Linked DNA regions of Homo sapiens: all the other regions are linked to region 1. The links are chromatin contacts, found by Hi-C or POLR2A ChIA-PET in ENCODE. All regions are on one chromosome and are shown on one strand. The core of a region is the stretch at or near the end of the contact, and the rest is flanking DNA. Distances in the headings are between cores, read along the strand shown. Region 1 holds the start of HEBP2 (heme binding protein 2). Region 2 overlaps MAP3K5 (mitogen-activated protein kinase kinase kinase 5). Region 3 overlaps IL20RA (interleukin 20 receptor subunit alpha).

Region 1 (2,950 bases), core at 227-2,726:
CTGGGCAGCGCCCTTGTCGCTGCAGGCATTGATCTTCCCCCACTCCTGTTCTTCCTCCATAGGTGAGGAGGCAGAAGAGTCACCCCACCCTCCTTCCCATTTCTCTTGAAGGACAAGCTGCTCTTAGAAACCCTTCTTGAAAGATAATTATTTATTTATTTATTTATTTATTTATTTATTTATTTATTTATTTATTTTAGACAGGGTATCACTCTGTTACCCAAGCTAGAGTGCAGTGGCGCAATCTCGGCTCACTGCAGCTTCGACCTCCCCAGGCTCAAGCCGATCCTCCCACCTCAGCCTCCCGAGTAGCTGAGATCACAACCCCAGCACACTCAGCTTTTTTTTTTTTTTTTTTTTTTTTGGAAGGCAGCTATGCTCTCCACTCTACTATCAACGCTATTTTATTGTATTTTTGTAGAGACGGGTTTTCGCCATGTTGCCCAGTCTGGTCTCGAACTCCTGGGCTCAAGCGATCACCCCTGTCTTGGCCTCCCAAAATGAAGGGATTACAGGCGTGAGCCACCGTGCCTGGCCTTGAAAGGCAATTTCGTCTTCTTGGAAGTCTCCTTGCGAGGGAGGGAGCCTCCCCTTTGGCCTCAGCACCCTGGCTAGGGGGTGCTGGCTCCATGGCATTGCCAATGGTCCCGGCTGCCTCTTCTGTTCACAGGGGCCTACTCCCCTTCACCCTTGGGGGATGTCACCATTGCTTTTCACGTGGCCACCCTCCTGTCCGTTGGCTTTCGCGTGGGGAGTGCCTGCTGCCTCTGCGGCGGTCACGTCGCCCCGGAGAGCCTCGGAGCTCTGGCTGCCCACGATGGGAGTCCTCTGGGGGGCGCCGGAGCCGTGCCGGGTCCCCGCCGCAGGGGACAGTAACGCGGAGTCGGCCTGGCCGGCGGAAAGGGGGTGCTGGGGAACAGAGCCGCACCCCACTCGGCTCGGGAAAGCCCTGGTAACCAAAATTCTTGAAAAGCACTAGTGTCTGGCCTCGGCACTAACTCTCCCCGAGTCTCGTTAAGCCTGCGGGGATGACTCAGAGGGTCTGGGGTCCTGTCGGGGAAAAGTTCAGAAACCAGAACAGTTCCAGATTCTCTCCATGTGTCTGTGGTCCCACCACCTCCTCCGCAAGGGACCCTGAAAGCTGTCTGGGACCTAGGACAACTTCTTGGGATGAGTACGGCCATTCGCCCTGGCTGAGCCCCAGGAGTGCGGGCAGGGGCCGCGGGGGTCGGGTCGCCAGCCGCCACCTCCTGCCTTTCTCTGCCTGCGGTGCGCTGGGACACCCTCGAGGCGGCTCAGCGCCCGCGGTTCCCAGCGCGGGCGGGGCCGCGGCAGAGGTTCCCAAACCGGTTGCACAGAAACAGCGCCACCCCCTACTGCCCGCGGGGCCACCTGTGTGTGCCTTTCCTTCAAAAACAAAGGCGGGGCGGGGGCGGAAGTGCCTCAAAAGAAGGCGGGCCGAAGCGAGGTGCGGCTCCCTGTCGCCGCGGAGGGGCGGGGGCAGGACGCGCAACTCCGGCCGGAGCTGTCCGGGGTCGTGAGCCGGCCCCGCCTTGGTGGCGGCGCCCCCTCGCGGTCCAGAGGCAGACGCATCGGGTGGGCTCGGGTCTCCAGCCCGGCCGGGAGGAGGGACCGGGTCTGCGGAGCGGGGACTCGGGGCCTCGGCGGGGCGCGCACACGCAGGCGGGGCGGCCCGGGGTGCGGGGCCTCTGCGCGGCTGACCAGGCTCCCAGAGCGTCAGCGCCGCCCATGGCCGAGCCGCTCCAGCCAGACCCCGGGGCGGCCGAGGACGCGGCGGCCCAAGCTGTGGAGACGCCGGGCTGGAAGGCCCCGGAGGACGCCGGCCCCCAGGTAGGCGCCGACTCGGGAGCGGAGGGGCTGGGCCCGCCTTCCGGCTGATTTGCAGTGAGGCCAGCGGGTCCCATAGAGTTAAGTAAAAAGTACAGTTTTTTAAATGGTCCCAGTCCCTACCCACTATGCTACGCAAACGAGAAACCCCGGTCATTTAGCTCTACCCTCCCCGCTACCCCCAGTGCAGGTCCCATCTCAATTTCTTGTCTTTGCGGGGTGGTGGGGCGGGGAGGAACTGGTTACGTCCCAGAACGCGCGGTGGAACCCTCCGAACCGAGGGGGTGTAATAGATGCTTGTCTGAAAGTGTGAATCGAGTCCCCAGCGTGTGGGGTTGGGGCCGCTGCGGTCCCTAATCGCAAGGAGGGGAACCTCGTGGAGGGGAACCTCCCAGACCTAAGGAGCGGGGACCTCAGGCCGGACCCCGGGGCGGTGCAGCCCCTAGACAGGACGGCTCCAGGTCGACCCGAGATCATGGCACCGGTATTTTTGCATCTCACTCCTACCCTCTTAGAATTGCTTCTCGAAGTTTTCTCTGTTCCACTTTAGCCCGGAAGTTATGAGATCCGACACTATGGACCAGCCAAGTGGGTCAGCACGTCCGTGGAGTCTATGGACTGGGATTCAGCCATCCAGACGGGCTTTACGAAACTGAACAGCTACATTCAAGGCAAAAACGAGAAAGGTAAAAGCAGTTTTCCTTGTAATTATGCATATTGTGAAAGAGTCCCCGGGCTTATTATTGAGTTTTAGCTTATTAAAGAAATATCCTTTATAATGGAAAAATAAGCAAGTCATCAAAGACTTGTCTTGTTTTCAGACAAGACTCCTCAGGACCAGGGTTACACTGGGTATTACTTTTCAACCTCTGTTCTCTGATTTTGCTGGATGAACTGGGGTTTGGTGTAACTCGTGATAAGTCCTTTTCTATGGCTAACACCTCAAGATAATTTGGTGACTGGTAGGATCAGAGACGTCAGGAGGCAAGAAGGTACCAAGATTAGAAGCATCAAGTCATAGCTTTTGGTCTGGCTTTGCTGCTATTTATATTTTAGCAGGTCTCTTAGCCTGTGGGACCTCATTTTCTGAATGGTAAGAAAA
Region 2 (2,950 bases), core at 327-2,826, 1.7 Mb before region 1:
ATACTAAAAAAATGCTAATAGAAAATACATCTTACAGAGCTCTTTTAAGAATTATTATTATTATTATTCTTTGTTTTGTGATTTTTTTGAGACAGGGTCTTGCTGTGTCGCCCAGGCTGGAGTGCAGTGGTGTGATCTCAGCTTACTGCAACCTCTGCCTCCTGGGTTCAAGAGATTCTCATGCCTCCCAAGTAGCTGGGATTACAGGCATGTGCTGCCACACCTGGCTAATTTTTGTATTTAGTAGAGACAAGGTTTCACCACGTTGGCCAGGCTGGTCTTGAACTCCTGGCCTCAAGTGATCCAACTGCCTCAGCTCCGCAAAGTGCTGGGATTACCACACCCAGCCTCTCCTTTAAGAATTTGAAAATGTATGCAGATAAAGCACTTGGTACCTAGCACATAGTGAATACTCAATAAGAAGCAGATAATATGTACAAGATAAATGAGCACAGTTTAGACATCATTAGCCTTTTTAAGGAACTACTTCAATCAAATGCCAATAACACTCCTAGACAAAGGCTAGCTTAAAACAATAAGCCAGTTTATTTGTCCCGGACATATGTGTGGTAAGATTAGCTTTATCTCTTTCTCTCAAATGTAAGTTTGCTTCATTTAAAAATACTTCCCTAGGAAAGAATGGGCACAAAATTAAACCACCAGATACTAGCAGGAGCAAGAGCAAAAAAATGTAGAAAGTAAAAAATCTCCAACATAATAGGGCCTGCTTAAATAAACTTAATCTATCTAGGTGATCTAGGTGTGGCAGCTCACACCTATAATCCCAACCCTTTGGGAGGCCAAGGTGGGAGAATCGCTTGAACCCAGGAGTTCAAGACCAGCCTGGGCAACATGGCAAAACCCCATCTCTACAAAAAAGAGAAAAATTAGCTGGGTGAGGTAGCATGCATCTGTAGTCCCAGCTACTCAGGAGGCTGAGGAGGGAGGATCACTTGAACGCAGGAGGTCATGGCTGCAGTGAGCTGTGATCACGACACTGCATTCCAGCCTGGGTGAGAGAGCGAGATCCTGTCTAAATAAATAAATAAATACATACATACATAAACTTAACCCAAAGAAAAATGAAAAGAGCTAAATAAAATAATTCCTTCATCAAATGCTAATATGGGTTGCAAATAGCAGCAAATCAAAATGTCTAATTAAAAATGAGTTACAACATTTTATGATGTACTAATTAAAGGGGTAAATCTGGAGGAAAATTAAGGAGGGGCTTAAGGATTGCTCCAGGTAAAGGATTGCTCTAGGATAAAAAAACAGACTTAGGACAAGTAGGGGCAAATCTCTTAGAACTGTTTCAGAGTATTCTGGAAAGGGATATACCTGTCAATCACCAGCACAATGCCTGGCATGTAGTAGGTATGTTTGCTCAATGAAGTTCTGCAGATTTCTCAAAGAAAGCCACACATGCTTTAAATACTCAGAATGCAAAATACTACTGACTTTTTTGCATGAAATATGGGTTAGAGATACTCATATAACAATTGCTAAGTCATTAGTAATATGGTTAAGGATTCTAGAGCTCAATGTCCCAAGGTTGGCTCAGATTTGGGAACTGGAAGACAGAGCTGAGAAAAAGCCACATGAAGCTAGCTGGAAGTTTCACAAAGGAAATGGATGATGGCAAGCTCAGCATGCGATTCACTGAACTGTGGGATGCTTTTCAAAGAATCACACAGTGTAAAATCACTTGGCCTTGCAAAAAGCATTTTAGGCAAACTTCTTTGGATGGAGGAAATGCCTTTATAGCAGTAAGCTCCTATTACTGGAGAGAATGACATCGAGACAGGTTGAATTTTGTAGACAAACATAGTAAGTTTCTCCTCCTTTTCTCCCATCTTAGTTTAAATCATACCCTAGTGAAAGAGGAAGGCAACTATTTGGGTATACTCAGAATTTCTCAGAGCACTTTCAAGTAGGAAGTGTACTTTTAGTTGGGAGACTGGTGGGCACCATGAAGCTCCCAAAAGTGACAAAGCATGGAGGCTTGACCATACCTTATGCAATCTCCCTTCTCCACGTCGGCGCTAATGACTTCCTATTAACACAGTCTCCTCCGCTACAACCATGACTGAAACTCAGAACTCAGTGTGAACTTTTTTCCTACTCGTGTCATCAAATTTCTACAGTGAATTCTCGATAAACCTCCCAATTTGACAAGTAATTGATGCATACTAACCAAACATATAAAAGTCTTTCACAAATAAAAGCTACTTAAAATGTTTGGATGACAAACCGGTATCCCTGAAATGCTGATGTTAAAATGAAACATTCAGTAAACAAGGGAGGTACCTTCAGTGACTGCAGAGAGTCCGAGTTAGTATCACAGTAGAGGATGATGTTGTTGGCCATGCTGAAACTTTCTCTCACCCCAAGGTGGTAAAACAAGGACGGCTGCCGGAAGGCATCGCTCATCTCCACCACCGCAATATCTGCAAACAGAAAACAAAGTCCCCCAAAGAATGACACCCAAATAATGCCCAATCAGCACATTTTGGTTTGAATTATCTTAGTATTCAAAAGAGGAAATAAGGAAACGATAGGGATTTTCTCTCTTCATTTATCACTGAATTTTGAATTTGCAGCTCTACCTGGAAGTGGTTTTATAAAATGTAACAAACCTCCTTTTTCTGTTTTTAAGAGACAAGGTCTTGCTCTGTCACCCAGACTGGAGTACAGTGACATGATCATGGCTGACTGCAGCCTTGAACTCCTAGGCTCAAATGATCCTCCCACCTCAGTCTCCCTAGTAACTGGGACTACAGGCATGTGGCATCACGCCCAGCTAATTAAAAAATTTTTTTAGAGACAGGGTCTTCCTATGTTTCCCAGGTTGAACTCAAACTCCCGGCCTCAAATAATCCTCCTGCCTCGGCTTTCCAAAATGCTGGGATTACAGGTGTGAGCCACCATGCCTGGCCCAAACCTGCAT
Region 3 (2,950 bases), core at 255-2,754, 1.4 Mb before region 1:
CATAGAAAGGCATTTACTTGGATATCAAATTTCTTTTCTGATTCACCTTTTATCCTTGAGTAAGGAGAATGTGATGTGATATATACATATGCATACATGTATATTAATTAACCAACAACTCTTATAAGTCTCAGTTTAAAGGACCTTCCTATAGGAAGCCCTGCCTGACACCATTATTAGATCAGGTGTCTTATCCTATGCTTCTAAAGAAACTGTTTTCCTCAATTCTGGCATTTACATTTTAATGCAATCACTTACTTGTCTATATTTCTCTGAAGACTAAATGAAGAAAGGGCCCTTGTTTTCTTGTTCACCCTGAAGCCTAGAACAGCTCCCCATATGTATAAAAGGATGACACTGAATGAATGAGTGAGCAAAAATCACTCGAAGGATTATTTAGAAATTACACTGAGTCGGGATATAGTTAAATGTTTTGAAAACTCAAAATGGATGCATGGGGTATTGAGGTAATCCTATTTTGTTAAATCTGATCACTTCAAATACCTCATTCCCTACATTATGGGCTGCATGTGATATTCTACTTTGCACTTAAAATTGATAAGCTAATTTTAAAAATAATAAGTTGAGCATTTAGTAGATAATTTATAGACATTCTGCAACATAGATGGGTTCGTTGGAAAGGGAGAGGGATGCTGGGCTGGAAGACTATGGGTAGTTACGCCTTACATATGAAAATGGTCTTTGTTGGAACAAGGGAGAGGATTTCTCAGGGCAAGTGCTCCCTAGAGCAGCCAAGACGGGAGGCAGAGGTCTCAGAAGAGTGAGCTCCTCTGCTGGATAAATTTAAATGTCTTTAGTCTTTATTAAGTACCCATTGACAGCTCTGCCTTATGGTCAAGTTACGGAAAGCACAAGAGAAGACCTCGTCCGGGCTCTCAACATTCTCAGTAGAGGCTTTCAGCTCTCACCCTTCTGCAAAAGTTTTCCTTCATTGGACACAGACTCCTAAACATGTTGGAGAGGAGGAACCACTGCATGTGGCTGAGAAAACATTCTTTTCCACCATAGATGCCAAGCCCATGGATCCTGCTTGGTATTCTATAAGTCTTTGAGGGTATGGTAGATGTGATGAGTTGAATTGTGTTGCCCAAAAGAAATATGTTGACATCCTAACTTCTAGTACCTCAGAATGGGATCTCATTCAGAAATAAGGTCTTTAAAGAGATGAGCAAGTTACAATGAGGTCATCAGGGTGGGCCGAAATGCAGTATGACTGGTGTCCTCATAAAAAGGGAAATCTGAACACAGACAGACATGCAGAGTCTTCTGGAAGACTATGTGAAGGCAAACAGGAAGAATGCCATGTGAAGATCAGGGAGAGATCAGGGTGTTGTGTCTACAAGCCAAGGGGTGCCTAAGATTGCCAGCACCACCAGAAGCACGAAGAGGCACAGAATGGATTCTCCCTCACAGCCTTCAGAAAGAACCCACCCTGCTGACACCTTGATTTCAGACTTCCAGGCTCCAGGACTGTGAGGCAATAAAGTTGCATTATTTTAAGCCACCCAGTTTGTGGCACTTTGCCATGGCAGCCTTGAGAAGCTAATAGAGTAGGTGTCTGTTGCTTGCTTGTATCTTTCCTCAACAATGAGCACAATGTTTATTGAAAAGAAAAATGAATGCTCTAAGAGCTGCTGGAGTCTCCTGAAAGTGAAGATGAGGGGACTGATGTTGAGCAAAAAAACCAAAACAAAAGAAAACCCTGCAAAGTTGGTAAGGAGGAAATTTAAATACGGTTGATAATGTAAACAAATGCTTTAACTAGGAGCACATAGCTGCCAAAATATCCCACGTCATCAAAATGCAAATGTAGCTGTATGGAATGGAACTTTGGACTATGCAGCCGAGAAGAAGCGGGGTGAAAAGTATACATGGTATACATGTTGAAATCAAGAAGTATAAACAAAGCTTCCCCACAAGTCTGTACAGGACTAAGTATGCCTTTTCTCTGTGTTGTGGGTAGAGCTGGCATTTGCTTGAACAGTGGATAGTGATTGAAGTATCCATTTTGGTGGTGCAAAGTGTAATGCAGCGATTGCTACCCTCAAAAAACAGACCCAATTTCGTATAGATAATATTTATAGTCAATAAAAATTGTCCTTTCAGCAAAGAGTAGCCTTAGTTGCATTTAAGACCATCATCACAAGTTCTAGATAAAACACTATGCCATACTTTCATTCCCTATGCTGTAAGAAGCAAACAGAAACAAAATCACCTCCAGAGCAAAATGAAATTGTACTAATATGAAATTCTGAGTTTGAATGAGGGTCTGTGTCTCATAGATGACAACAAAGATAAGAAAGGAGGGCTCCTTTTAGACATCAGAGGCCTGTGTTCATCAGGAACCTGATGCTGAATCATTGGAGGGTAAATGAACCTTCCAAGGTTCAGTGTTTAGAATGTTGTAGACCAGCAGTCTCATCATGATCTATAGGAAGTCAGCCCGAGATATTGCAAACAAACTGGAACATATACTGGAAATACTGGGAGAGAGAAGGCACCTAGCAGTTTTCTGGGGAGGTGGTTTTCTGGAGAGGAAAGAAGACACAGAGGAAATGTGATGGTTGAATTCAATGATCTGAACAGCTTGTCCAGCATGACTTCATTGGCTTAGAATGAGGACTAACAGTGAGTGAAAATTGAAGGATCAAGGCTCAGCTCATTTTATCAAAGAACTTTTTAATAGTTGAAATCTGCAGTGACAGGACATCCTGCCTGCCTGGGTGCAGGGTAGTGAGTATCCTGTGATGAGAGGTGCTCACACAGCAGACAGGTCATTACTTGGAAGTGATGCTGCAGAGGACAATCAAGAGAGTGGCAGCTGGGTGGGGTGACTTTTAAGGTCCTGTCAACTCTGAGTTTCTACATCAAAAGGAATTCTGAAAGATAAAGCAGTATTTAATTTTAATGTCTCTGACTAGCATACTTT

What was found. Hi-C counts contacts between places; a loop is a spot of excess contacts on that map. ChIA-PET counts read pairs that join two places held with the same protein, here RNA polymerase II (POLR2A). Pooled maps may share reads with other maps.
Region 2: a loop to region 1 is called in a pooled map, with 2.9 times the contacts of the local background. The contact joins the enhancer-like site here to the promoter of HEBP2 in region 1. A Hi-C loop is called at or near these places in 2 of 50 pooled maps. POLR2A ChIA-PET finds 5 or more read pairs at or near these places in 2 of 52 experiments (CD8-positive, alpha-beta memory T cell and Panc1).
Region 3: POLR2A ChIA-PET joins it to region 1 with 14 read pairs in activated T-cell. The contact joins the enhancer-like site here to the promoter of HEBP2 in region 1. POLR2A ChIA-PET finds 5 or more read pairs at or near these places in 2 of 52 experiments (activated T-cell and naive thymus-derived CD4-positive, alpha-beta T cell).

The regions. Positions count from the first base shown.
Region 1 is chr6:138,402,747-138,405,696 of GRCh38, forward strand. HEBP2 (heme binding protein 2) reads left to right here and starts at 1,477. Exons shown (of 4, transcript NM_014320.3): 1 at 1,477-1,851; 2 at 2,399-2,534. The coding sequence starts at 1,750. It also overlaps the pseudogene MARCKSL1P2. RefSeq lists enhancers at 171-691, 1,213-1,733 and silencers at 893-962, 1,093-1,942.
Region 2 is chr6:136,718,140-136,721,089 of GRCh38, forward strand. It overlaps MAP3K5 (mitogen-activated protein kinase kinase kinase 5), which reads right to left. Exons shown (of 30, transcript NM_005923.4): 2 at 2,311-2,450. Among named protein-coding and RNA genes, the nearest start is that of MAP3K5-AS2, 64 kb to the right of the region's middle. Within about 2 kb of position 1,577, at least 5 of the 41 ENCODE cell types and tissues checked have a DNase peak (open chromatin) inside an H3K27ac peak, as active enhancers do.
Region 3 is chr6:137,035,232-137,038,181 of GRCh38, forward strand. The region is part of intron 1 of IL20RA (interleukin 20 receptor subunit alpha); the gene reads right to left. Among named protein-coding and RNA genes, the nearest start is that of IL20RA, 8.3 kb to the right of the region's middle. Within about 2 kb of position 1,505, at least 2 of the 41 ENCODE cell types and tissues checked have a DNase peak (open chromatin) inside an H3K27ac peak, as active enhancers do.